Regions from separate parts of the Homo sapiens genome. Here all the other regions are linked to region 1. A link is a loop called in an ENCODE intact Hi-C map of the cell type or tissue named here. Cell type or tissue: CD4-positive, alpha-beta T cell. All regions are shown on one strand. Links, peaks and the distances in the headings refer to the core of each region. The heading gives the core; the rest is flanking DNA. Region 1 has its middle 9.0 kb from the start of THBS4-AS1. Region 2 overlaps SERINC5 (serine incorporator 5). Region 3 overlaps SERINC5 (serine incorporator 5). Region 4 overlaps SERINC5 (serine incorporator 5). Region 5 overlaps MSH3 (mutS homolog 3).

Region 1 (6,123 bases), core at 671-5,670:
ACTGCCTCACCTTAAATTTCTCTAGGTATGAGACTAACCAAATAAACCACTTCAGTTAGACTCTGTCCCTTGTCATGTGTCCAATCTCAGGGGTCTCCACTTTGAGTTTTGCTTCTCCAGCTCTGCAGGTGTTTTGTGGTGATTGGCCTCAACTTTTAGGCCCCTGTTTTCCATTATTTTCTCATTAGTGATGCCTGTGATGACCTAGCACCTCAATTATTCTTTGCACTTTGTAAGCCCAAAGCCTCTTTCAGTTGTTGGAGATAGTTGACTGATGTTTCGGGGTCTCCAAGACCACTACATTTAAGTGGTTTGCTAGAAAGTCTCATCGGAGGCTTTCTAGACAGGGATGTTTAGAACAAGGCTCTCTTTGGACCCAGGTAAAAACTCTCAGGATTAAGTAAGTCTGAGTTCTTCAAATAAACAAATGCCCTCTAAATAGAATCTAGTGATTGGCTGAAGCATAACTCAGCATCTAGTTATTCTTACAGTTATAATTTATTACAGTGAAAGGATACAGGGCAAAATCAGCACCAAAAAAAAAAAAGAAAGAAAAGTGTATGGGGCCAAGTCCAGAGAAAACCAGGGGGGCAAGCTACCAAGAGTCTTCTCCAGGTGGAAGTCACATAATATGTGCTTAATTTCCCCAGCAATGAGTTGTGACAAGGGATATGAAATGTTGGCCACAAGGGAAGCTCATTAGAGACTCAACACCCAGGGTTTTTATTAGGGTCTCGTCTTGTAGGCACCTTCTCCCTACCATGTACCAAAATTCCAACTCCCAGAAAGAAAGCAGATGCTCAGCATAAACCACACTGTACAGTCAAGACATGGTGAACCACTCTTATCAGTTTCAGAAATGGTGGGAACACTCTGGAAAGCCAAGTGCTCAGATACCAGCCAAGGGCCAACTTTGCAATTAGGCCTTTCTAACTAAAGATCAGCAGCCATCTCGGACCTGCTGTTAACTCTTCTCTGCATACCTGGTGAATGTGTGCTGTCGCTATAAAAGAATTTCAGATTTTGGAACCAGAGTCAGTGATGCTGGGTTTGAATCTCTTTCCATCTATTGATAAGGTAGGAATCTTCTACCTGAGACCTCAGCTCCTGTCGGCTGGCCCCCAGTGTACCCCTATCCTCTCCAGGCAGTGGTGACAACCCCTAACAGGTTGTTAGCCAGAGTGTTCCCAGACTGAACTGAGGGTTGGGCTGCTTGTTCTCATGGCCCAGTAATGAGATGCAGATAAACTGGGAAAGAAGAGAGTTTATTTCTGTAACCCGGTACAGGCAGAAGGCCAGGAAAATATCACCAGACCGACTCATATTTACAAAGTTTTCCAGTGCTTATATGAAGCTATATGTCTACATGTAAGTGTGGATTCATCAAAAGACACAAGTGACTGATTCCCTGTAATCCATAACTAAGATCTGAGTCCTGGAGACCTTCCTCCGGAGCCTCAGTAAGTTTATTTAATCTAGATGGGTCCAGGTGCTGGGGGTGATTACCCTTATCTTGCCTCCCGCTGAGTTATGGCGGTCTGGGGAGTTCTTTGCTGACCCCTAATAAAACGTGTTTAATCCTAAACGTGGGTACGAGGAATGTAAGAATTTCTTTGTTATCTTGTCATGCTTCAAGGCCCAGGAAAGGCCTAGGCAAGACTCTTGGTGGCTTTTGTCACATTCCAGCCTTTGTGTAAGGACACTGGCTCTTGCAGCCTTTAATGTTTAACCTAAGCACTCAGTCAGTGCTGAAACAGTTGTCATGGAGGCCTGCCTGTTTAGCTATTCGTGAGACCTGGCCTGCCACAAGAGGGGTTGAGTCCCAACCTTCTCCATATCCCCTGCAGGCCGCACAGGGTACCTGGGAAATCCCAAGTACGGACTCTCATACTCGATCACTTACAGAGTCAGGTAGAAACTTACATGTGTGGACACTGCGGTGCATGGACAACACAGGCCCTTTTCAAGGTTCCTGTGCGTGAATGCAGATGGAGGCTGGAGCTTTTGACTTTTTAAAGAGAAGTTGGAAATCCAGGTTTTTGTCTAAAAACACTCAAATTTTAAATGTTTGCTCAAGTTAGCAAATAGAAAACCCAACAGCAACCACCAAAACACTATATGGCCCAAAGAATTTTTGACTCAAGTAATTTAGGTCATGCAGACTGTCCTGGGCCAGGAAGCTGCCTGCCCCCTGCTCCCTGGAAGTGTTCTTCCTGGCAGGGATGTTTAGGACGAGGCTCTCTTTAGACCCCGCTAAAACCTCTCAGGATTAAGTCTGGGTTCTTACAACAAACAAATGTCTTCTAAACAGAGCGAGAGAATCTAGTGGTTGGCTTTGAGGTGCATTTAATTCTTTTTTTTTTGAGATGGAATCCCCCTCTGCTGCCCAGGCTGGAGTGCAGTGGCACAATCTTACTGCAACCTCTGCATCCAAGGTTCAAGTGATTCTCCTGTCTCAGCTTCCCAAGTAGCTGGGACTACAGGTGCATGCCACCACACGTGGCTAATTTTTGTATTTTTAGTAGAGATGGGTTTTGCCATGTTGCCCAGGCTGGTCTCAAACTCCTAACCTCAAGTGATCTGCCCGCCTCCACCTCCTAAAGTGCTGGGATCACAGGCTTGAGCCACTGCGCCCGGCCAGGTTCATTTAATTCTAAACTACACTATAATTTTGCAGTTATGATCAGTATTATTAATAGTAAGACAAAGGCTTTCAGTCATACAGAGGCCTGGACTAAAATGGACTGGCTTTGTGTACTTTTAAAATCCCTCCCAGTATCTAGCACAGTGCCTGGTATGTAGTAATTGCTCAGTGTGTGTCTGAAGAATGAGTGAATGATGAGTGGATAGATGAATGGCTCTTTGCTTTGCTCATGGAGAAGACTCTATCCTGTGAATTTAGGCTGAGGGACAAGGCAGAAGTCTTTGCGAAGCAATACCTAAAAGAAAGCGAGGCTTCAGTGTTCGTTCAGAGACTAAGTTGCAATAATTCACGTTTAGGTGGTGGTTTCCTTCCTATGTGGTGGTTGTTGCTTTTTGTTGAGATGTTCGTTTTGATAAATAAGAGTTCTTTTTTTTTAGACAGGGTCTTGCTCTGTCACCCAGGCTGAAGGGCAGGGGTGCAATCATAGCTCACTGCAGCCTGTCCACTCAGGCTCAAGTAATCCTCCCATCTCAGCCTCCCAAGTAGCTGGGACTACAGTGCACACCACCATGCCTGACGAATTATTAAAACATTCTCAGTAGAGATAGGTCTCACTATGTTGCCCAGGCTGGTCTCAAATTCCTGAGCTGAGGCGATCCTCCTGCCTCACCTTCCCAAAGTGGTAAGATTTCAGGCATGAGACACCACTCCTGGCCAATAAAATTGTTCTTAAGCCCTGAACTATTAGCATATAACATAGTGCTAGGAGCAGAGTAAGTGTTTAATAAATTGTAGTTGTTGTTATTCTTTTTTTTTTTTTTTTTTTTCCTGAGACACATACTTGCTCTGTTGCCCAGGCTGGAGTGCAGTGGCGCGGTCTCAGCTCACTGCAACCTCCGCTCCCCGGGTTCAAGCGATTCTCCTGCCTCAGCCTCCAGAGTAGCTGGGACTACAGGCGCAAGCCACCGCACCCAGCTAATTTTTGTATTTTTAGTAGGGATGGGGTTTCACCGTGTTGGCCAGGATGGTCTCGGTCTCCGGACCTCGTGATCCGCCCGCCTCGGCCTGCCAAAGTGCTGGGATTACAGGCGTTTGTTATTCTACTTTTAATGAAATTTAGTCATCTTTTAGCTAAAAAAGTGGCTGGTTTAGGGGCTATTTTTAGAGGATTGCTGCCCCCTAGTGGATGATATGAAAGATACAAGAATTTGAGGCCTCTTGGCCTCGCCAATTCCACAAATTTGTACTTTATTGAGAGGTGGAGGGTGAGATAAACATGGCACGGTCCTTATCCTCCAGGAGCCTGTAGAAAACCACAGAGCTACTGGGACTTTGGAGATGTTAGTTCTCAAGCCCTGATCCTCAGAATTCTGGTAGGAGGGGTAGGAGTGGGATGGAATTGTTGTGAGGAAAACTCCTTAAAAATATGCTAATGGAGAAAATTTTTCGTTCAAATCTTCCTTCCATAAATTTTTCTTAGACATTAGATATCTGCTACTGTTTACTCTAATAGGTGCTGCAAAATAAATAACTAGGCCGGGCGCGGTGGCTCACGCCTGTAATCCCAGCACTTTGGGAGGCCGAGATGGGCGGATCACAAGGTCAGGAGATCGAGACCATCCTGGCTAACACGGTGAAACCTCGTCTCTACTAAAAATACAAAAAAAAATAGCCGGGAGTGGTGGCGAGTGCCCGTCGTCCCAGCTACTCGGGAGGCTGAGACAGGAGAATGGTGTGAACCCGGGGGGCGGAGCTTGCAGTGAGCCGAGATCACACCACTGCACTCCAGCCTGGGCGACAGAGCAAGGTTCCGTCTCAAAAATAAATAAATAAATAAATAATGAATGACTAGTAAATACCCCCAATGAGGCAGCAGATGCTCACACTTAGTTGGATGATGCTTGTGAACGCGTATGTTCACAGCAGTGAAATTCTATTGTGCTTTGCAGTATATAAATTTAATGTTACTCAACAAGTTAAACTTAATGAAAGGGAGACTTATGCGCTGAATCACAGCTTGGATGATGGATAAAAGCAAACCTTCCCGCCCGCCCCAGTGTATCCTAAGCTGTGACTTCCTAGGTCTCCTCCTCCAGGCCAGGATGGGAACTGGGCTCAGCCACCCGTCTGCCTGGAGCCATCAGCTCATTGGTTATTTGTGGAATTTCTAGGGTGAGTGATCTGGCCTGGTTTAAACATAGGCATCTTTTAGGAACAAATCTAAACAGTAGGAGGCCACGTGTGGTGGCTCATGCCTGTAATCCCAGCACTTTGGGAGGCTGAGGTGGGAGGATTGCTTGAGCCCAGGAGTGTGAGACCAGCCTGGGTAACATAGTGAGACCTCATTTCTAAAAAAGAATTTTTTAAAATTAGCTATTGAAGTTGTTCACAATATGTTGTGGTAGCACTTTGAGATATTGACCCATTTCCTTTTCATATTTCCCTTTGCCCCAGTCCTCCCATTCTGGCAGAGTGGACTCTGGGCCCACTATTTCAGTGAGGCTGTGGTGGTGTGAGTCAGAGCCAGCTTGCAAACTGTTCTAGTTTTTGTGTACCCAGAGCTAAGCCCATAGTCGAAGTCTGGGGTTTGTGGGAGTGTCTTAGTCCATTTTGTATTGCTATAACAGAATACCATAGATGGGGTGACTTACAAAGAAAGGAAATTTATTTTACATGGGAGGTTGGGAAGTCCAAGATAGATCAAGTGCTGGTATCTGGTAAAGACCTTTGTGCTGTGTCATCCCCTGGTGGAAGATGGAGGGGCAGAGAGTATAAGAGAGCAAGAAATGGAACTCACAGCCTCAAGGTCTTTTATAACTGACATTAATCCATTCACAAGGGCTCTGCCCTCATGAATTAAACACCTCCCACTAGGCCTTAATTTTCAAAAGTGTTGTATTAGGGATTAAGTTTCCAACACATGAACTTCAGGGGGCACATTCAAGTCATAGCAGGGCGTAAGTGAAGGAACACCGGGAATGGATAAGATTTCTTGGCCAAAAGCAAAAGGGAGAATAAGGCTTCCCTCCTCATACTTGAGAAGGATTCTCCCATGCTGAGAGAGAAGGAAGGGAGGCCTGTGGGAGCTTTCTGCAGTCCATAGGTAAGGGGCCAGTAAAGGAATGGCTGCAAAGGTTCACACAGATTTGAGGTCCCCAGTGTGGTCTGTTAGAGTATGGGGGGTGGGTGCTGACTATGGTCACGTTAGAAGGAATCTGTGTGGATAGATGTCCCCCTCCCCAAACACCTTGGTTCTGAGAAGACATCCTAGAGTCTTGATTCTGGAAGAAGAATGGGAACCCCAAGAAAGACTGAGGTTATGTTTCTCTTGAGTTTGGCACAATAAGTTCTCAGAAGAAAAACAAGGTGAAATTTGGGAAATAAAGTTGTTTTTCTCAAAGACCTGAGTTGAAGGCGTGGATGCATGTCCACTCCATAGTTGAGGAGGTAGACAATGTGAGGAAAATACTTTTCGTTCT
Region 2 (5,695 bases), core at 123-5,122, 99 kb before region 1:
TTATATGCTTTTGTGTCAGAACAAGTGTCAAATTAACAATAACAAGAAAATATTGCTGACCCAGTTCTTTGATTCTGGAATGCTTTTTTAAAATCCAGCTGAGATGGAGTGCTTTTCAAAAGTTCTCTTTCTGCGTAGCAACTGAGTTCATGGTACTGTTGTACCTTATGTGTCAAGTTATCAAGGAGGAAGTTTTTGAGATTAAAAGTGGGTTGGGACCATCGAACCTCAAGCCCATTGTAGAACTGAGGGAAAATTCTCACCATGACCTTTTAGAATTTTCCTCTGGGGAGCTGGCTTTGAGGTTTTGCCTCTTAAATCCTCTGAGTTCCCTCCCCTCCAAGTTAGGATGACTCTGGAGACATATGTTTCCAAACGGTTTTATCTTTTGGTCTAAATTTCATCCGGAGATAACATGTGAGAGAAAGCAAGGAGTCCCTGTACCCTCCTATGCCTCAGCTGTCATTGCTGGGCCTTATCCTTCCCCATACAAGTGGATGTCGGGAAGTAGTGGTGGGAAATCGTTTTGTACTGGAGGCAGCAATTTGAACTAATGGATATTCTGCTGAGAGTCTTTTTTTGAGCCTGAACCAAGGACAAAGAGGTTTGATCCTGGTCCAGTAATAATGAGCTTGCCAGGAGGCAGGAAATTGGAAACAATACATACTGTCCTTGGTCTGTGAGGATCCATTACCTGCACGTTTGCGGGAGCACCAGGTGTCAGCTGGATCTCTTTTAGGATTGGTCTGGCTATGGACGAGAGAGAATGATAAGATGTGAGAATGAAAGTTTTCCTAACACGTTTTTTTCTGTAGTCATCTAAAGCGTCTGTTAAGCAACTGTCCACAGACAGGGCCTCGGAGTAGCCTGCAGATAAATAGAACAGACAAAAGCTTTGGAAATGAGCATTGTCAGCCATCATAAACATGGGGCTGGAGAGAACAGAGAAATGGCACAACGAAGAATGGAAGAAAAAGTAGCCTCAGAGCGATGGGAACAGGAAACAATGCATAGATATTGTGAATGGCTGAATCTTGATACTTACTCTGCATAGAAATTTAATAGGATGATTCTGTGACTTGATTAAACTGTAATCCGAGCTCATTCTTCAAAAGTTTAAAAAATTGCCTAGCTGTCATTCTTTCAGATGCAAGTGGCGAGCACTCTGAAAGGTGCTGGGGATTTCAGAGACACTGAGTAACACACAGTTATTGTCCCCATAGAGCTGGCCCTCAGGTAGGGGAAAAGAGAGCAGTTTGGCAAGTGTGTCTGGAAGGAGCCTGTGATGCTAGACTGTGTATGTCTGAAAGCTAAAAATATGTGAACTCCATTAGTGAATATTGGACAGTGGTGTTGGCTCAGATGTGACTCGGCTGACCTTCGGAGTCACGTGGTAACTCAGGAATGCTCTCTCCCCATTCTAGAGACAGAGCTGAGGTGCCTGGGAGGTTTATAAAATGGAATGAAGTGTTTTTGCCTCCTCATCAGGGCTGAGCATAATCATAAGGGGTTGGGTATTCTGGTGGTGTGGTTTTAAAATTTCAGCGAGACAGTCTCTGCAGTCTTCAAATAGATCTAAAATTATCTTTCGACATGCTGGCTTTCATCAGTGTGGGGTTTATTTTTGGTTCCATGGGGTGTGTTTGTGTGACAGATGTGAGGACGTTTTCTGTTCGAGCTATTGATGGCTTCTGAGCCGCAGAGATGAGCGCTGGAAGCTCATAGACACATTCTCTCTCCATTCCTTCCCACCCCATCTGAAAAACTTTCTGTGGGTGGATAAATTAAGGTACTTTATTTTCTGCTAAAAAAAAAAAAATGACATATGGGAGATACACAGTTTGATTCACTTAAGGCCCAAGTTCCATTTGAGGACAGCCCTGAGGAAGGGAAGAGTCTCATGGGAGAAGGCAGGAGCGGAGGGTTGGGACAGCTGGACCGCAGCCCAAAGGAGCTGCTCTTTTGGCTCTTGATTTGTAGAGTAAGTTATCACCAGTTGTCACTTGCTTTTGAAATGTGCATTTGTACTTAGGCAGTTAACAGTTAGCCACAACTCCTCATCTATTCTTCCTAGTAGCGCAGGGGTGGGGCAGACTTTTCTTACAAAGAGCCAGCTAGTACACACTGGAGGCCCTGTGGTCTCTGTAGCAGCTCTCGCCTTTGTAGTGCAAAAGCAGCCAAAACAATATGCCAGCCAATGGCATGGCCAGCCAACCAGTGTGGCTATGTTCCAATAAAACTAGGAGGCTAGCTGGATTTGACCCACTGGCTGTCGTTGGCTGACTCCTGTGTTAGACCCTCCATGGTCTTATATGCGTTATGTGCAGTTATTCTCCCATCTCTCTCAAAAGGGAAACGTCAGTGACCTGAACATTGTGCTCAGAGTACCAGAGTTCTTGCTTAAGTTGCAGGTAACTGACTAGGCTGTATGAACCACATAGTGGGTAGACTAGGTAAGAATAATGTGGCAATAAATTAGTATGACATGTTTAATAGTAATTATGTCTATATGGCATTTTGGAATAAATGGCAAATTGTTTACAAGTTAAAAAAAAAAAAGTCTTTTTTTTTTTCTTTCTTTTTTTTTTTTTAGAGACAGGGCCTTGCCCTGTTGCCCAGGCTGGAATGTGGTGGCACGATCATGGCTCACTGCAGGCTTAACCTCTGGGGCTCAAGTGATTCCCTGCTTCAGCCTGCTGAGTAACCGGGACCATAGATGTGCACCACGATGCCTGGCTAATTTTTCTTTTTTTTTTTTCTTTTTTTTTTTTTTTTGTAGAGATGGAGTCTCCCTATGTTGCCCAGGCTGGTCTCAAACTCCTAGGCTCAAAGCAACGATCCTCCTGCCTCAGCCTTCCAAAGTGCTGGGATTATAGGTGTAAGCCACTGTGCCCAGCCAGTCATCTTTTTATATATTCTGTCAAAGGACGAAATTACAAATTTAGTTGGAAAGTTGAATTGGATTTTATTTGTGATTCTAGAATGTGAAGTAGAACGACTGTTCCAGTTAGCTGAGCAGAGGAGGGTGTCTTTATAGGCAGAAAAGGCTTGAAAAAAAGCAGAAACAGAACAAAAGGTTAAAACAGAGGATTTCCTTATTAGGCAGACTCACATTGACTAGAATCTTTCAGTGGTTTTTTTTTTTGGTTTTTGTTTTTAAAGAAAACTGGCCCCCAAATTCAGTGGCACTTAGTACAAGTGGCTTCATTTTGGTTCGGTCTGGTCTGCTGGGGCCTAGTGCAGGAGTCAAAAACAATGGCCTCTCCTAAACTTTAACAATCCAAACCAAGCATTTGGTGATCCAGGAAGAAGTGGGGTTGGAGAAAATGAGGGTCTGGGCACCCTAGTTCCCCAGCTGCTGGGCACCATCATTCAATTCCAGGTCTGATATAAGAAAGATGCTGGGGCCGGAAACTTAAATGTCTGCCATGTACTGGTTCCCATCACTAGAACTGGGGAACAGGTAATGGGGCTCTCAAATCTTGAGGTTATAGGTTTGGTGTAGAGTCCTATCTTTTGGGGAACATTAGGTCCTAATGTCCTGCCTAAGGCAAACATCATGACTAGTCCGAATTAACCATGAAAATACTTCAAATATCCATCAAGTAGAGCATAGTTTTGTGCATACAGCATTTCACTAGTAGAACGTTAGCTCTTTTTAGCATGAACTTTTAAACTGTTTTATTCACAGCTCGTATCCCCCTAGTTTAGAGCAATACCTGCACATAGTAGTTGGGAATGAGTGCGTGGATGCTCAAACTCTAGGCTGTAATACATGTGTATGTCATGTAACATATAGTACGGAATGAAGATTATACATGCAAACTCTAAATTCACTGGATTTTTACAAATTATATGCTCATGTCTGTAATCCCAGCACTTTGGCAGACCAAGATGGGAGGATCACTTGAGCCAAGAGTTCGAGACCAGCCTGGGCAACATGACGAAACCCCGTCTCTACAAAAAATACAAAAATTAGTCAGGTGTCATGGTGTGCACCTGTAGTCCTAGCTGCTCCAGGAGGCTGAGATGGGAGGATTGCTTGAGCCAGGGAGGTGGAGGTTGCAGTGAGCCGAGATTGTGCCATTGCACTCTAGCCTGGGTGACTGAGTGAGACCCTGTCTCAAAAAAAAAAAAAAAAAAAAAAAGTACGGGAGACAGTTATGTAAATAGTTGAACTTGCAAATAATGTATTACCACTGCGTTCAGGTCCACACATTTAAGAAGAAAGCAAGCTAATTTTGGCTGAGTGAGGTGGCTCCCACCTATAATCCCAGCAGTGTGGGGATGCTGCAGTGGGAGGATCTTGTGAGGCCAGGAATTTGAGACCAGCCTGTGCAACATAGTTAAAACCCTGTCTCTACAAAAAGTAAAAAAGTAGCGGATGTGTTGGCATGCACCTCTAGTCCCAGCTTCTGGGAAGGCTGAAGTGGGAGGATGGCTTGCGTCTAGGAGTTTGAGGCTGCAGTGAGCTATGATTGTGCCACTGCACTCCAGCCTGAGGGACAGAGCAAGACCCCTTCTCTATTAAAAGAAAAGAAAAAAAAAGAAACTAGCAGATTTGAGGCTCACTTAGACTATAAGCATGTGTTTTCTCTAAATGGTTAGAATAGAAAGACCTGCATGTTTCAGCATTTAGTCCTCTCTTTATAGAAATTTCACATTTCTATGTTCAAGAGATATCTTTCCATCAGCCGTGTTCACCTCAGGGCAGCACAGTGTCTTCTGTTAGACCCTGTATTCTGTGTGGGGCCATAGCCGTATTTTCTAGCCGAAACGAAAGTTCAGACCTCCGTAGCTGTGGTTTTAAGTTGTCTTGAGTTAGAAATAGATTTGTGTCTTTGGCTCAGAGGGTCCTATTCACTCTCTTCCCGGCTTTGGTTGTAGGGGCATTGCTTACAAAGGCCCTCAGGAATCTGGAAGATTGACATGTTGACCTTGCCGGGGCAGCACAGGAGTACCTGGCTGAGAGATGGTGTGTCCCCAGCTCTGCCTCTCTTGCCGGCACCTCCACTCCTCCTCTCTTCTGCTCTATTACCCCTAATTCCAGAGTTTCCAAAACCCTTCTTATGGAGAGTTTGGCAGTATCCGTTCAAATTTTAAATGTACTAACTTTATGACTTCTGTCATAAAGCTGACTTTAGCTTCTGTCCTTCTCAACACTTTACATGTGAACAGAGAGATACACATAATAAGGATGATATCCATTGTACATTATTTATAATAGTGAGAAAAAATCAGAAAAAAACTAAATGCCTATCAGCAGGATAACAAACTAAATTAGAGTCAATCAGATTGTAGAATTCTAAATTTTTATCTATTTTTCTGAGACAGGGTTTTGCTGTGTTGGCTAGGCTGCAGTGCAGTGGCGCGATCATGGCTCACTGCAGCCTCAACCTTCTGGGCTGAAGTGATCCTCCCACCTCAGTCTCCTAAACTCTTGGGCTCAAGAGATGCTCCTACCCCAGCCTCCTGAGTAACTGGGACTACAGGCGTGCACCACTATGCCTGGCCAATTTTTTTACTTTTTGTAGAGACGGGGTCTCTCACTGTGCTGCCCAGGCTGGTCTTGAACTCCGGGGCTCAAGTGATCCTCCTGCCTTGGCCTCTCAAAGTGCTCAGATTACAGGTGTGGGCCACTGGGCCCAGCCTAGAATTCTATGTAGTATGTAAGAAGATGCAAATAGATTTATCT
Region 3 (5,561 bases), core at 1-5,000, 58 kb before region 1:
AAGAATTTATAGAGTAGAATATTTACTCTGAGGCTTTGTTTTTCTTTTTGAGACAGAGTCTCACTTTCTCGCCCAGGCTAGAGTACAGTAGCGTGATCTCAGCTCACTGCAACCTCTGCCTCCTGAGTGTCAAGCAATTTTCCTGCCTCAGCCCCCTGAGCAGCTGGGATTACAGCTGCCGGCCACCACACCTGGCTAATTTTTGTATTTTTACTATAGATGGGGTTTTGCCATGTTGGCCAGGCTGGTCTGGAACTCCTGACCTCAAGGGATCCACCCGCCTTGGCCTCCCAAAGTGCTGGGATTACAGGCGTGAACCACTGCACCTGGCCTATTCTGAGCCTCATAAATAATGAATGTTAACCTTTCAAATGAAAATTTCAGATAGTGATCTCTTCTTAAAATTAAAAACTTATCTTTTCCCCTGTGAAAACTATACACTGTACTAAATCAAAACTTGTATGCACAGGATATGTGCCACTCTTTTTTTTTTTTTTTTGAGACAGGGTCCTTCTGTCACTCAGGCTGAAGTGCACTGGTGTGATCATGCTCACTACAACCTCCCAGGCTCAATTTATTCTCCTGCTTCAGCCTCCCCAGTAGCTGGGACTGCAGACATGTGCCACCACACCTGGCTAATTTTTGTATTTTTTGTAGCGACAGGGTTTTGCCAAGTTGTCCAAGCTGGTCTCGAACTCCTGGGCTCAAGCGATCTACCTGCCACAGCCTCCCAAAGTGCTGAGATTACAGGTGTGAGCCACCACACCCAGCCGGGCCACTCTTAAATGTCGGATTAGGTGTTGTGTTCCTTGGGTGCGCAGTCATTGGGAGATGTTTCTGTCTTCCTCTGACCAGGCACACAGTCAGGAGGTGGAGTGGCATGGGCCTGGATTAGCATGCATCAGTTCAAAGCAGAAATGAAAGTGATGCTGTTGTACTTGAGTGGACCACAAAAGAAACAGTGAACTTGGATCTCAGTGGGCTTCTGTATGAGAAAGCTTTTTATTGTTTATCTCTGTCTCATTGATCTCTCTCCTTGGGAAAGAGGATGAGACTGCGCAGTGTTGCCTCATGGGGTTCGCTGGATTGAGATGAGTGTGTGTCCCCACCTTTCCATGAGCAGACCAGCTTCTTGAGCACCAACACGCCCGCCCATGTCAGGCCAGCACAGAAGCTACATGACGGCAGGATTGTTGCCTGTGTCACTGAGTCCCCAGTGCTTAGAATCGGGCCTGACACATAGTGGCCTTCAGTAAATATTTGCTAAATCAATCTGTAAAGTTAGCTGGAACCCTAAGTATTGTATATATTTGCTTAAAATGTTCTGTGTTTTTGTTTTGTAGAGATGAGGTCTTGCTATGTTGCTCAGGCTCTTCTCAAACTCCTGGCCTCAAGTGATCCTTCCACCCCTTCCTCTCAGAGTATTACAGGCATGAGCCACCACTTCTGGCCTGTTTTTGTTTTCAGGAAAAATAAATTATTTTGCCCCATGCAAGGCAATTTGTCTAACATTTTACCTTTCTAGGTCTCAGGGAAGTGGCAGAATTTTTTATTACCTCGACTGCTACTCTTCCAAACAGCAAGCCTTGTTCTACTATAGGCTATCACAGTAAATAACTGCGACTTTTGCTTTCATGCCCTTGCTTTCTGTTGCCATCTCTGGGCTCGTTGCTTTTGATTCCCTCTAAGCAAGACTAGTCAAAGGGAGGGAAAGATAAACTGAAATTAGAAAACTATTGTAGCATTTGAGGGAGGAGAGGCAAAAAGCAATACTGAAAACCAAGATATCTTACTTCTCTACCTACAACCTTCTTTGCATAAAATGATCTAATGCAATCCATGTAAAATGATATCAACTATAGAATAAGCCAGCCAATTTTGGAATAAGGAGAGGTATTAAAATAGATTGCTTTGATTTAAGTCTCCTGAACGGTAGGTTACATTGAGGCTCTCGTCGGAGCACTGGCCAGCCGGCTTTCCCCTTCATTCCATGTGTTGTAATGTGTTAATATGCCCAGCTGACGTTTTTGTCTGTTTCTTAGTTTGACATCAACAACAAGATCGAGTTCTGACGCTCTGCAGGGGCGATACGCAGCTCCTGAATTGGAGGTAAGTTCATTTCCTTTTCCTGTCCTGCTTCATCTCAGAAGATCCATTTCTCAGGAGGGCCTTTTGTGTTTGTGTCTTTATCAGTCTGCATTCCGTGATCCTGTTTTTCTGCTGAGGAAAGATTTTTGTATAGAAAAATAAATGCTGGCCGGGTGTGGTGGCTCACGCCTGTAATCCCAGCACTTTGGGAGTCCGAGGCGGGTGGATCACCTGAGGTCAGGAGTTCAAGACCAGCCTGGCCAACATGGTGAAACCCCATCTCTACTAAAAATACAAAAATTAGCCAGGCATGGTTGCTCACACCTGTAGTCCCAGCTACTTGGGAGGCTGAGACGCGAGAATCACTTGAACCCTGGTGGCAGAGGTTGCAGTGAGCCAAGGTCATACCACTGCACTCCAGCCTGGGCAATAGAGTGACACTTTGACTCAAAAAAATAAAATAAAAAAGAAAAATAAATGCTTTCCTGCTTTCCTTTGTATGCTATGGGATTAAAATGAATCAGTCCATTCTTGATTTTCTGTAAGAAAGCTGGCCTCTTGGGTGGCATCCTGCCGCTCACCCCCAACCAGAGGCTCAGGTAACCTTGTCAGGCTGCACCCTGCGCTCTTCCCTTGCCGTAGTGGAGTCTTGGTGGGTTTTATTTTAACTTCTGATCCACCCACCTGTTTCATACTTGTCTGTGCCCTCCATACACAGCGTGGCTGTGAGATTATGTAATAGCTGTTTGGAAGAAAGGAGAGAGGAAAGGGAAGGAACCATATCTGCTCTGCCTGACGCTGTTGAACGTTGTAGATACATTAACTCATTTGTCAGTTCCATCAGGTGGGCGTTTTGTCAGGTAGAGTGTTATGGACAATACATACATTGGTTGCCTGCACATCCAAAGCCTCAAGGTGTTCAGCAGATGCCTATCAGTCAACAAAATGTCTGTTATTTTCTTAATTGTGCAAGAGTCTTTCTGGGGCTCTCATCTACCAACAACAGCAAGGTCTAATCAGATGGAGGCAGCCAGGGAAGGACTCAGCTGTGACCCAAGAACGAAAAGAACCAGGGGTTCCAAAGATGGCTAAGACTTACAGCACTTGCTATGTCCCAGGCACTGTTCTAAGTTCTTCCTATGTGATTTCACTTAATCCTCATAAAAACCCAGTGACGTGCTATTACCTCCATTTTACAGAGGGGAAAACCAGAAGAGTTAAGTCATTTAAGCCTCACAGGTTTTGATTTGCCAGAATATAAACCGTGTACTCTGGCCCCAGGATCTGTGTTCTTGACCACTGCTGCCCAGGAGCTGAGCTGCTGAACCCTGGTCCTTGCTGCTGACTGCGGGCAGCTGGTTTCTGGCCACTGCCTGCGTTTTAATAGCTTTCCGTGGATGGAAAAGCCCTGGTGTCTGTCTAGATATGGGCATTTTACTCTGCAGCTGGGTGTCTGGGGTTGGTCTCTCTTGCACCTGACCTGGATATAGTGAGCCATTATGAAGGGCTGTCATCTGCCAACATCATTCACCAACTCTTTCTGTTGCCTAAAGGAGAAAATTGTGCTGAGTTTGAATAGGTTACTGCCTATTATAGAGAAGAGAATGGTCTGTAGAAGGGGTGTTTATTCTCACCATTGACTAGGTGACCACCTGCTGAGGTTGCATGGTTATGGTTTCAATGTCCCTATTGTGTACAGAGTTCAAGCTCAAAGAACAGCAAGTCTCCAAGTTAGATTTAAGAGAGGATGTTTTTCTTCTCAGTCCAAGGGAAAATGTCCGAGTGTTTCCTTCTGAACTGGAGAGCATGCGGGATGGAAGTTGGTTTGCTCTCCTGCGTCACATTTCACAGGATACAACTTTGAAAGTGAGAGTTCATAGTTTCTTATGGTAACTTGAACTTCAAAATAACTAAGACCTCAGCATACCGTGTCTTGGGCCCACTGAATGAATTAGTGGTTTTTAGACCATGGCACTTAATCCAAGCTCCTGTTAAGGCTAATACCTCCGTTAAAGGTTTCCTTGCCAAGCAGGGAAACAAGGGCTTGGCCTTGATACACAAATGAGATGAAGGCTCAAGCTCTCATATTCTTATCCTTGGCTCTCTGTTCTTTGTAGTTGAAATATCTTCAGCCACAAAGTGCTAAGGGCCCTGCACTTCCCAGGCTGTCTTAGTACTCTGTTTACCAGAGTCCTTCTGAAATCACATACTTTTTTTCTTTGCTTTTTTTTTTTTGAGACAGGGCCTCACTCTGTCACCCAGGCTGGAGTGCAGTGGTGGGATCACAGCTTACTGCAGCATCAAACTCATGGGCTTAAGCAGTCTTCCTCCCTCAGTCTCCCAAATAGCTGGGACTATACATAACCTGATTTTTTAAAATTAAGTTTATTGTTTTGAGTAGGTAAGAAATAATGGCCGGGTGCAGTGGCTCACGGCTGTAATCCCAGCACTTTGGGAGGCCGAGGTGGGTGGATCACCTGAGGCCTGGAGTTCGAGACCAGCCTGACCAACATGGAAAAACCCCGTCTCTACTAAAAATACAAAATTAGCCAGGCATGGTGGCACATGCCTGTAATCCCAGCTACTTGGGAGGCTGAGGCAGGATAATTGCTTGAACCCAGGAGGCAGAGGTTGCAGTGAGCCGAGATCGTGCCATTGCACTCCAGCCTGGGCAATAAGAGCAAATCTCCATCTCAAAAAAAAAAAAAAAAAAGAATAAAAAATACGCAAGGTACCAGAGATGCTTCAAAGGCAAGCATTCCCTCCATCCCTGCCCACGGCCCGTGCAACAGCTTGATTTTGATAGGAAACATGGGTAGGCTGCTTCCAGATTCCTTCACTTTACTATTTCAGATCCTACCAGCTTCGCCAAGCTCCTAGATACCACGTGTTACCTATTGTGAATCATGGATCTTGGTGTCCCCATCCTGCATTCGTCTGTTCCAGCTCTGTCACTAAGCTAGTTTGGTGACTTTGGCCAGTTAACCTGCCTGACCTCAGTTTCCTCAGCTGTACACAGGATAATAATAAGCCCAATGCAAAGGTCAAAGAGGGTTTAATGAAATAACATTGAAAGCAAAGCACGAGAAGGGAGCACCAGGAGAGTGGGGCTCTTGTCACGTTCATTGGGTTTCACATTGAGTTCTCCAGAAGCAGAGGCTGAGGCAGTTTGTTGCGTGGGATATTTATTAAAAGTCAGCACATGTGGGAGGGAGAAGGGGAAGGGGAGGCAAAATTGGGCAGAGGGTGAAGTTGAAGGACAGTGCAGCTGGACAAAGCCTCCCTAACCCTAGGAGCCATAAAGGCACGGCCTTTACCCCTGCCATGATCAGCCATTCCATGGCAGTTACCCAGGAAGGGTAAAGGAGCTCCTGTCTCGAGGCTCTGCTCTCAGCATTCATGGTAGCAGGAGCGAGCACCAAGTCCACGGATGAGGATCTCTGTGGCACATCTCCCTCCATGGGGTTTCCTGT
Region 4 (6,123 bases), core at 561-5,560, 110 kb before region 1:
GAGTATAGCATGCAATTGTGAACTTGTTCCCATGGAGGAGATTGCCAGCCACTGTGCGTGAGGAGTGTTGCCACTGTGACTTCACCATACATTATTCAGCCAACATCCATTTACTGAGTCGTTTGGGGGGGCAGGCACTGTTTTGTTCATTTATTTATTTATATTTTTAAAAAATAGGCTTAGGTTTTTTTTTTTTTTTAGAGCAGTTTTAGGTTCACAGCACAATTAAGAGGAAGATACAGAGAGTTCCCATATACCTCCCCTCCCCACTTGCACGGCCTCCCCCATTATCAGCTCCTCCCACCAGACTGGTACATTTGTTAGAATCGATGAACCTACCTTGACACATCACTACCACCTAAAGTCCATGGTTTACATTAGCATTCCCTCTTGGCGTTGTATATTCTATATTTATTTGTTTTTTATATGCTGTAACTTTTTCAGTAAAAGCTTTATGCCCTCTTGGAGCCAGGGGTAACGAAACCCTGGCACTTCTCTCCAAGCTTGTGAAAGCACCAGTAGTTCCAGCCAGGAATTGATTTTTCCAGTTTTGAAAGTGAGTGACATGCTCAGTGTCTTAACCCTGTAGGTGGCAGGGGCTGGATGTGAACCCATTTTATTCAAAGGTATGCTCCTCCAGAAACACGTGTTCAGTCAGCAGGGCTGTGAGATTTCCCTAGATGCTAACATAAATGTTTCTTTTACGGATGCTGTTTTGAATTTCCACCTGGTATATATATCAATGTGTAGCTTAAGATAATGTGCTCGAACCTTAATTATTAGCATAGTTTACTTTGATAAATCACTTTTGGGCTAGTAAGAAAGGCTAGTCCATTCTAATATTTGGAATGTGTGTGTATAGGTACACATACATATAGACACATATATATGTACATATGTATATTTGTAATACCATAGCACTGTATAGAGTAAGAGTGAAAATGAAATTTGGAAAATCAGATCCATACAATGGCATATGACTTTAATGACAGAATAGGGTTAAACCAATAGGGCTTTCTTTTTACATTTTCCACAATCATGTCCCTTCTGTTGCTATTTGTCTGCCTTTAGATGATCAGTTCCAATTAGGCTCACAGTGATGTTTGTATCTGTTTATTTTTCCCTCTGTGGAGATAATAGTAAGTTTAAATGTTGATTCAGCTGTGGGAATGTTTTATTGTGGGAGGCATTAACTGTTTCCAAAATACTTATTTTCCCAAATAGAATAAGTATTTTGTTGATCACATTTGAACTTGAAATACAGTGAGAGGTTGCTGGGCACCATGGCTTACACCTGTAATCCCAGCACTTTATGGGAGGCCGAGACGGCGGATTACAAGGTCAGGAGATTGAGACCATCCTGGCTAACACAGTGAAACCCCATTTCTACTAAAAATACAAAAAATTAGCCAGGCGTGGTGGCGGGCGCCTGTAGTCCCAGCTACTCGGGAGGCTGAGGCAGGAGAATGGTGTGAACCCAGGAGGCGGAGCTTGCAGTGAGCCAAGATCGTGCCACTGCACTCCAGCCTGGGCGACTGAGTGAGACTCCGTCTAAAAAATATATATATATATATAGTGAGAAGTTATCTAAGACCACAGGGTAACAGAGAGTTAGCAACCAGCCAGGCATGGTATCATGGTGTCCTGTGCTTGTAGTCCCAGCTAAGGCTGAGGCAGGAGCATTACTTGAGCCCAGGAGTTTGAGGCCAGTCTGTGTAACACAATGAAACTCTGTCTCTTAAAAAAAAAAAAAAAAAAAGCAATCAGTGAAGGAGGCAGTTAGGAAAGGGTTCAGGAGGCAGGACCCAGAGAAAAGCCAGCTAAAGCAGTGGGGAGGGGACAGTTGTATGTGTATGTGTTTAAAATTGGGGCATGTGAGTGGAAAGAGGTCAGTAAAATCAGAGATTGAGAACATCAGTGAAGGAATTGTAAAGGAAAGTGGCCCATAAAACACCCACACATGCAGTAATGTTAGGATACCACTTGTGTATTCTCTTATCTCAGCCCGAGTAGAATGTCTTCTTTTACAAAGCAGTGGCTTAGTTTTGTGAGTCAAGAAGAATCTGGAGGAAGCTGGCTTGGAAAATCGGACGTAAGATGGAGAGAGTTGGTTAGGAAAAATTTGTAGTGATGAAACAGTAGAGAATGACACAGGGCTCAAACAATGACAGTCTCATGAAGTAGATGAGATAACTAGGGAAATGACTGTGATTCCAAGATCTGTCATACCATTATGGTATGTTGTCTTACCCATATACCTGTGATCGTAGCTCATTGTAAGTGATGTTTATGGTGTAGCATTCTAATTGATGCTTGTTTTGAAGCCTTGCAGAGTCTCAAACTTCCTTCCAAATCATTATCAAAAGATTGAATTGTTGGGCTTTAGGTTTATATAGAGTATAGTGTTAATACATACAGATTTTATTGTAATCTGCAGTTTATGGTAATTTCTTGTAGCATTGCCCTGTTGGCTTAACAGGGACTCCTTTCTGGTGCCAGTTGTGTCTGATTAGGTTATCCAAGACACCATGTAGTACTTCTGCCACCCCCACTTTATAAACGAGAAGTCTTGAGGTTTTTTTTTTTTTTTTTTTTGTGCACCACCACACCCGGCTAATATTTTGTTTTTTGTTTTGTTTTGTTTTGTTTTGTTTTGTATTTAGTAGAGACGAGGTTTCACCATGTTGGCCAGGATGGTCATGGTCTTGATCTCCTGACCTCACGATCCGCCTGCCTTGGCCTCCTAAAGTGCTGGGATTACAGGTGTGAGCCACCGTGCCTGGCCAAGTCTTGAGTTTTTAAAGGATAAATAACTTGCTTGTAGTTCACAGCTAGTAGGTGGCAAAGCCAGGCCACAAACCCAGCCAAGCTTTGAGCCTGAGCTTTTAATCACCATCCTCTATTACCTTATGGTTTATTAAAGATCCCAAAGAAAAGATGTGTATGCTGTTAGTGGTATAGCAGGAGCTCTGTGCTCCTCTGGGCCCACGTCCTACTCATTAACCCAAAAAGCTTACCATTTGGGACATGAAACTCTGGTAGAAATGCAGTGTAAAAGGCACCCATTTCTTTTGAGCTTCAAGTTACATACTCTCATTATTTCCTACAAGGGTGTATGGCTGCAGGCCTTTCCCATCCCAGCACCCTGGGTGCTTGTACATTCATCCTTAGGCTCATGGATTTTGACAGGTTCCTTTTGAAACCGTCTAGGGTTGATGGTCATGTTGTCCGAGGTGTTATCCAAGTCCGTTGTCTCACGACCAAGAAAAGTAAGGATTAATATGAACACAAGGGTGAAGTTGGAGTGAACGAAGAAAGCTCTGTGCAATGGAAAGGAGGACCTGAGTGAGTCGCTGTTTTTACAGTTGAGTCTGAAAGCTTTTATGAGAAACTCCCCTCATCTCTGTAGCTGTTTGCCTAAGTTCCCTTATCTGTGCAGCTGTCTGTGTAACTCTCCTTATCAGTGCAGACACGGGCATGTGTTGGGTAAACACAAAGTGCAGCTCCTCATTTGTGTAACTGTGTTTTAGGTAAGCCTCCCCCAGCACCTCCCCACTCCCTGTGCAAGTTCCCACGGAGCCCACCGTGTATGTGCCTGAGAAGGAGAGGAAACTTTTCCCTGGGAGCCTGCTAATCACACAAAGAACAAAAGGCTTCTATGCTGGGCCCTGCTTTCTTATCAGTGCAGCTGCAGTTTTGTTTTTCCCCAGGCAACTCTTATTTGTATGTGTAGCTGTGATTTTTCAGTCTGTTTCTCTGAGGACTAGCCTTAACTGTCTGCCTAACTGATTTTTCCTTTTCTTCTCCCTCACTTTCTTGGGCCCAACTTTTTGTTTTTCATGTTCTTCCCACTTTGTTTACTAGTTCTTGGCTTCTTCTCTTGCTCTTAGCTGATTGTAGAAATCTTTTTGTCTGAGAGTCACGATTATAATACTTCAGATGAACTGTGCCTTTTCTGTGTAATAATTGGGCATCTCCCAAACCATTGATGGTTGTCATTAAAGATAGCACCAGAACAATTCCGATGAAAGCTTTGTTCACACACCGAACTGTTCCTGCATGTCCTATGGTCAAGGTACCTGGGAAGAATGTTCATCTTGTAGCTTGGAAGGTCGACCTACAGAAGACCTGGGTGAATACGTTGGTAAAGTGGTGTGACTCAGTACAGGACACCAACTGGGCATCCCACAATTTAATTCAATTCTGACACTAACTACCTAGAGTTCGCACAGACCTCACAGGTTAAGGGCTGGGTTCCACAAGACTTTTCTCATTTCAGATGCCAATTGCAAATCTAGGCCTTCCATACTTCTGACTGACCAGCTATGAATCAGGGGTTCCCAGCATCCCCTCTTTAGGTTCAATAATGGGCTAGAATGGATCACAGAACTCACCAAAACTCTTTACTGGCGATTACCAGTTTATTATAAAGGAGACAAATGAACAGCCAGATGAAGAGGTACACAGGGCACTGTCCGGAAGGGTCCCGAGCGCCAGAGCATCGTTCCCTTGGAGTTTGGGTGCACCACCCTCCAGGCACATGGATGCGTTCACCAAACTGGAAGCTCTGAATCCCATTGATTAGGGTTTTTATGGAGGCACTATTATGTACATGCGGCTGATTAAATCATGGGCTATTGGTAATTAGCTCAGTCTTCAGTCCCTGCCCAGGTGTGTGCTCCTGAAAGTTCCGACCCTCTAAACCACATGGTTGGTTCCACTGATAGCCAGCCTTCCATCCTGAAGCTATCTAGGGACCCAGGAAGAGTTGCCTCATTAGTACAAGCTCTGGTATGACTGAAAAGAGCATTAGTAACGAAATACTCTCCTGTTAACCTCTGTCACTCAGGAAATTCCAGAAGTTTTAGAAGCCCTTGCACCAGACCAAATTTTTGTATATATATATGTAGAGTAATGGCAAAAACCACAATTACTTTTGCACCAACCTAATATGATTGTTTTCTTTTTTCCTGGTCATGTTTTTCATGGAGATAGCCTCCCAAGTAGCTGGGACTACAGGTTTGTGCCACCATGCCTGGCTAATTAAAGAAAAAATTTTTTGTAAGAGATGGGGTCTTGCTGTGTTGCCCAGGCTGATCTCAAACTCCTGGGTTCAAGCAATCTTCTTACCTTGATCTCCCACAGCTCTGGGATTAAAGGTGTGAATCACTGCACTGGGCCTTATTAAAAATATATATATGTGTGTGTGTGTGTATATGTGCATGTGTGTATGTATATATGTATATATAAAATATACATTAGATATAGACTGTCTCAATATATATAAATATATATACACATATATATATATATGTGTATATATATTTATTTAGAGACAGGTTCTTGCTGTGTTGACCAGGCTAAACTTGAACTCTGGTCTCAAGCGATCCTAGTCTCAAGTGATCCTCCAGCCCCCCGAGTAGCAGGGACTCCAGATGTGTACCACAGTGCCTGGCCATGTTTCTTATTCTATCACAGTATCATGCTCTAAGCAGATGCCTTCTGTTCCTTTTCTAGCTGGCCTGCTGCTGTGGGTCTGCAGGCTGCTCTCTCTGCTGTGATTGCTGCCCCAGGATTCGGCAGTCCCTCAGCACCCGCTTCATGTACGCCCTCTACTTCATTCTGGTCGTCGTCCTCTGCTGCATCATGATGTCAACAACCGTGGCTCACAAGATGAAAGAGCACGTAAGTTTGTCCGTGTTCAGCTCGTCCTATTTCCGATGTTTGATGAGGGTGTGTGGGAAAAACATGATTTAGAAGATGGGGTCCATGTACCCCCATGTGTTTTGGGGTATACCTGGTTTCCTTGAACCTTCCTGAAGCCTGCTCTATGCTTTCCAGGATCCAATGCCTTCTGGCTAAACAGGAAAACCAATCAACAGCTTGATCTTTAGTAGTAGTGTAGATTCTATCTGATGCTTTTGGTGGAGAATTCTTGTTTTAATTTTTAAATTTTAAAACATTTGTGTAGATTAATGGGGTACAAGTGCAATTTTGCTATGTTGATATATTACCTTGTGGTGAAGTCAGGGCCTTCGGTGCATCCATCCCGGGAATAACACACGTTGTACCCACCAGGCAACCTCTCATCATCCACCCCCTTCCCAGCCCCACAGCCCCTGA
Region 5 (5,000 bases), core at 1-5,000, 580 kb before region 1:
ATTTTCCTTTTTTAATGTACCTAAAAGCTCCCAGATATAGCAAGACAATTTTTTAAAGACATGAGAAAACAGAAACATATATACATTATATGTGCATGTATGTCTGTGTATGTGTGTATAAAATGAGTCCATTAACTAAATCTCAGGGATGAAAGCTGATTTGGGGCAAAGTCTGGACATATCTTTGGACATCAGGACATAGGACCCATAAAAGCAGCAAAGGAAAAGCAGGGAGGGGGACTGTACTAGAAATGGGCTTCAAATAACAGACTCAAGCTTTAGCAAAAGAAAAAATAAAAATACCAGGTTCTTACAGCCTGATCAGCTTAGAACAACACAAGGCTGTTAATAGTTTGGAGCCCATTTTGAGTGATAGCTGTTCCCTATTTATAGTATTCATGGAACAAAACAGTCCTTAGAATTAGATGAGCTGAGAAATAAGCAGATCTGTAATAAACCATAACAGAAATAATACTTTCACACAGTATCATTTAAGGCCTTCTTATCTCTCCATTCTTCCATTATCAGAGAACTGATTCCACCCCCATAGTAATTTTTTTTAAATGCACCCTGGTCTAATTTTACATATAATTATTTGGCTTTTGAAACTGACAATTTTGCTTTTGAAATTATTTGGCATCAAATAACACACTGCATTTATAAATGACCGTAAATTTAGGGGCAATCATTATGCACATTGAAAATTCTTACCAAGTGAGAAAACTTCACCCACAGCCCATTTTCAAAAGTAATAAAATTTTTATAAAGTTAACAATTAATGAAGACGGGCTACCACTATATTTTATAGGCATTTAACTCTGTCTTAATTCTGACTTCAGCCAGTTCTCTTTTCACATTTTGAATTTTTGGTTTGTTTGTTTGTTTGTTTGTTTGAGACAGGGTCTCACTCCTGTCACCCAGGCTGGAATGCAGTGGCATGATCACGGCTCACTGCAGCCTCTACTTCCTAGGCTGACGTGATTGTCCCACCTCAGCCACCCAAGTAGCTGGGACTACGGGCAAGTGCCAACATGCCCAGCTAATTTTTTGTATTTTTGTGGAGATGGGGTTTTGCCATGTTGTCCAGGCTGGTCTCAAACTCCTGGGCTCAAGCAATCTGCCCACTTCAGTCTCCCAAAGTGCTGGGATTAAAGGCATGAGCCACAGCGCCTGGCTTCAATAAGTTACTTTTTAGGTCTCACTTTGGAAAGACCCTGAGGAGCTTGTAGGCCCTAAGCACCTAACTACTTCCCACAAATGGGCTAAGGAAGATATAATTTCAAATCAGATACTAACCTGACATCGTCTTTTATTAGGGTTGCTTTTTTTCTTGCTCTTGAAGTATGATGAACTTGCCTTCTACTATGACATGTGAAAAGATGCTTGTTTCCAGCCACTACTTCCCTCTTGAATAGCACACCTAATCAAGGGTTCACCTTAATGCCTCTCAGCTCATCTAAAAAGTTCCCAAAGAGCAACTAAAAAACAAACAAACAAACAAACAAAACCTGCCAACAAAGCCCTTGTATCATTTAAGAGAAAAACTCCCGTCCAAAAAGGATATCTTCTCCAATAAGTGTAGATTTTGTATAAAGGGCAGTCAATTTCCGGGAAAAGAGTGAACTTCTGTTGTCTCCAATGGCCTTTAATGCTGCAGTTTCAGTTTGCTTCACAACTCCCACCTTCAACAAAAATAAGAAATATTGCTATCAAAGGATAAAAAATGACTTGTAAAAACTCATTTCGAAATGTTTAAACGTCAATTCTGAAATGGTTAAAATAATCAGTCCACAACGTTCAGATGTAGGGTTTAAAGGAGTTGACAAGGGTGGATAATTTGCTAAGAAACACTATCATAGAGTTTAAAAATTTACCCTAAATATCTAACAATATGTTAAAAACTCATAAATACATAATACTAATAATTATGAAACACTTTCAGTTCTGTAAAATGCAAAATTCTAAACCAATTGAAGCCTACCTACCACCTTACAAAACACGTTTGCACTCTCTGGAGGAGAATCCCAATTTCCTTTCCCCACAAGTTAAAGCCAAAGCTGACCTTATATCCTTTTGCCACCAGGCGGCGTACATGAACAAACAGTCTGTGAGTAGGTATACTTGCTGTCATAAAGTTGTGATCTAAATGGCAATAAATATTGAGCTCTCGGGCTGCAATCTAAAAAATGAAAAAAGAAAATATCAATAAATTTATATTTTAAGATTCCCTATGTGATGTTGGTTCACTTTATTAAAAATTAATCAAGGTATACATTTAGGATTTGTACACTTAATCTAAATGTGTACTATGTCAATAAAAAGTTTAAAAAAATGTTCCCTGTATAGAAGCCTATGGTTTAATGTATTTTGGGCAGTTCCAGTGACCTAACTTCAGTATCAACATCTGTATCTATAAAAGACTCAGAAAAATATGACAGGTCTTCTACATCCTTAGAGCTTTCCCTACACAAAGACTATCCAATACAGAGATCATGAGACTGTAAAAGAGTAAGAATTTGCTACATGGCATGTGCAAATGACTGACATTTAGAAGACACTACAGAGTATGCAGAAATGATGAACCCATCCGGACAGAGAAATCATTGAAAAAGTAAAAAGAGAAACCCCAGGCTGGCTAACTAATTAATGATGCACGACTGATAGAAATATAGAACCATGAAGCACCATGTGATTCCCTGATTTCCTCTAGAAAGCACCATGGCTTAGATATTGCCCACTGAAGCCATGGAACTCTAATTCTAACACTCTCGCTCCCCAACCTCACCCCTTCTCTGAACTCTATTAGTCCCTCACAGAAGGGCAGAAAAACATCAGCCTTTACCGTGGTCAGGTCTGAATTTACCGTTTAACCTAGACAGTTTCTCTCCTTCGCCTAGGGGATGACAACTACATATTTGTTCCTGCCCTCAGAAAACATGGTGACATTATCTCAGAGCCTAATTTAATATCACAGAACATTGCATAATGCATCTGACTTTGAGAACGCTGCTTGCCTGCCACAGAGGATTTAGGAAACTTGAAGAAAAAAAGTTGGCCAAGTCTTTACTTCCCATCCAAGAAGCACAGACATGCTACCTCATCACTCTCTAGTGTACAATCCAACCAGGTCCCAAACTATAGAATCATCACAAGCATTCATGACTTCCAACAAAGGTGTCATCTGCAATACTTTCCCTAAGTTTGCCTATGAAATGTTCAAATTTCACTTTCAACCTTCTTGACTAGGGCCTATAATAAATATTTCAACATTAAATACAATCCCAATTTTTTTTTTTTTTTGAGACAGAGTCTTGCTGTGCCGCCCAGGCTAGAGTGCAATGGCAGGATCTCGGCTCACTGCAACCTCCATCTCCCGGGTTCAAGCGACTCTCCTGCCTCAGCCTCCTGAGGAGCTGGGACTAAAGGCATGCACCACCACACCGGGCTAATTTTTTTAATATTTTTAGTAGAGATGCGGTTTCACCATGTTGGCCAGGCTGGTCTCAAACTCCTGACCTCAAGTGATCCACCCACCTCAGCTTCCCGAAGTGCTGGGATTATAAGCATGAGCCACCACACCTGGCACAATCCCAATTTAGACTAAGACACCAAGTTGACTGACACCCAAAGAGATCTGTAAAACTTCAAACAACTTCTGGTGGTAGCTGGTAAAGTTCACGTGTTCTTCCATTGAGACTTAACTTTGTTCCTGGCTATGAAAATTCATAAATTAAGAGTAAACAGAGGAACTTCTATACATCTCAAAAATGTTTTCTTGCTTGAGTCTTCATTAGAAAACATATTTACATGATTACGGTTTATTCACTAATTGACTCATCCAATTAACTTTGGATGGATAAAAAGTACTGGCCTAGTACCACGGAGAATAAGCGCTAACATTCCAATAGAGACCCCTCACTTTTTCCCACCAAGTCTGGTTCCCACCAAGTTTCTTGTGTTCATTTTTAGTTTTTACTTTACATAACAGTATTTTTTAAAAGGTGATTGATCAAATCAGCTTTTATATAAGGTCAGAAAATGAAACAAAAATACTGAAAAATATCTAAGGCTAGACAAGAAAAATATAAAATAGTGCCTGAAAAGACGACTTACCTCTGCATCTTCCCCAAAGAATCTATACTTATATCCACATTCCACACACAAAACTGCATCTTTGTGCTGCTGCTTCATTTCTATGTATTGTAATTCTAGCGGCGTATAGATGCTTTTGGACCGTTTGTTAGCTGATTTGGAAGCAGTTTTCTGTAAATTTTCATGACTTGTATTTGATGATCCAAACTGACTGAGATCAAAAAGTGTTGTGTCCTGGCAACCAAAAGATGTATAAAGTTTTAAAAATATTAACCACAATAATAAGTTCCCAGAGACGGAAAATGCAAATCTGGCAAAAAGCTAACACTTAGTGAATCTAGATGAAAAGTTTATAGAAGCACATTGTAGCATTCCGGCAAACTATCCATAGGTTACAAATATTTTCAAAGTAGAAGGTTAAAAAAAATTATGAACCAAGTAAGCTATCATAGAATTTTTATGCAAATTTTGAAAGTCTAAATATCTTAATGTTTTACATACTTGTTTTTAAATTTGATTTCATTAAATCTATTATTATTAACACTTATTTTCTTTTTATTATTTATTCTAAGGTGTGTAATGCACAAAAGGCCAATGGGGACAAATCTGGCTCTCTCTCAGGAGTAGGGCAAAACCACTTTGAGCAAAGCATGCCAACAGATAAAGCTGCACTTAATGTTTTATACTTCCAAGCACACTGTAAAAGACAGCACATTCTATAAATTCTTATAGAAAGAAAGAACCATGATTCTCTTGGTAAAGAAACATGAGAAAGAGCTGTTAAAAAATTTACAGCACAAGGCCACATTTTCAACATTAGTACTCCTACTATTCTTACCTTTCTGTGAGGAACCATAATTAATTCCAATTCACAGCTTAGGGAAAATTCCTCGCTTATTAGACTTAAT

Evidence for each region. Peaks named below come from ENCODE experiments on the same cell type or tissue, not always from the same donor. Only the 100,000 strongest peaks of a DNase experiment are listed, where the experiment ranks them.
Region 2: it touches region 1 in a loop (4-fold over the local background); 15 of 110 quality-filtered maps call a loop at or near these places.
Region 3: it touches region 1 in a loop (2.3-fold over the local background); 16 of 110 quality-filtered maps call a loop at or near these places.
Region 4: it touches region 1 in a loop (8-fold over the local background); 13 of 110 quality-filtered maps call a loop at or near these places.
Region 5: a loop joins it to region 1, with 6 times the contacts of the local background. A loop is called at or near these places in 27 of 110 quality-filtered maps.

Annotation. Positions count from the first base shown.
Region 1 is chr5:80,089,598-80,095,720 of GRCh38, reverse strand. No RefSeq gene overlaps it. Among named protein-coding and RNA genes, the nearest start is that of THBS4-AS1, 9.0 kb to the right of the region's middle. In CD4-positive, alpha-beta T cell, for the core only: a CTCF peak has its summit at 3,729; a DNase peak (open chromatin) is centred at 3,820; H3K27ac peaks cover 1,153 bases.
Region 2 is chr5:80,188,560-80,194,254 of GRCh38, reverse strand. The region is part of intron 2 of SERINC5 (serine incorporator 5); the gene reads left to right. Among named protein-coding and RNA genes, the nearest start is that of SERINC5, 65 kb to the left of the region's middle. RefSeq lists enhancers at 205-775, 1,348-1,918, 1,919-2,490. In CD4-positive, alpha-beta T cell, for the core only: no CTCF peak of the experiment used is centred there; DNase peaks (open chromatin) are centred at 1,634 and 2,114; H3K4me3 peaks cover 3,765 bases; H3K27ac peaks cover 5,000 bases.
Region 3 is chr5:80,147,430-80,152,990 of GRCh38, reverse strand. SERINC5 (serine incorporator 5) reads left to right here. Exons shown (of 12, transcript NM_001174072.3): 9 at 2,043-2,109. Among named protein-coding and RNA genes, the nearest start is that of THBS4-AS1, 67 kb to the right of the region's middle. RefSeq lists an enhancer at 518-1,017. In CD4-positive, alpha-beta T cell, for the core only: no CTCF peak of the experiment used is centred there; a DNase peak (open chromatin) is centred at 2,070; H3K27ac peaks cover 2,475 bases.
Region 4 is chr5:80,202,448-80,208,570 of GRCh38, reverse strand. It overlaps SERINC5 (serine incorporator 5), which reads left to right. Exons shown (of 12, transcript NM_001174072.3): 2 at 5,518-5,685. Among named protein-coding and RNA genes, the nearest start is that of SERINC5, 51 kb to the left of the region's middle. In CD4-positive, alpha-beta T cell, for the core only: no CTCF peak of the experiment used is centred there; a DNase peak (open chromatin) is centred at 3,400; H3K27ac peaks cover 1,756 bases.
Region 5 is chr5:80,669,423-80,674,422 of GRCh38, reverse strand. MSH3 (mutS homolog 3) reads right to left here. Exons shown (of 24, transcript NM_002439.5): 4 at 4,114-4,326; 5 at 2,063-2,179; 6 at 1,565-1,682. Among named protein-coding and RNA genes, the nearest start is that of DHFR, 17 kb to the right of the region's middle. RefSeq lists an enhancer at 664-1,863. In CD4-positive, alpha-beta T cell, for the core only: CTCF peaks have their summits at 1,883 and 2,083 (motif pointing right); a DNase peak (open chromatin) is centred at 2,072.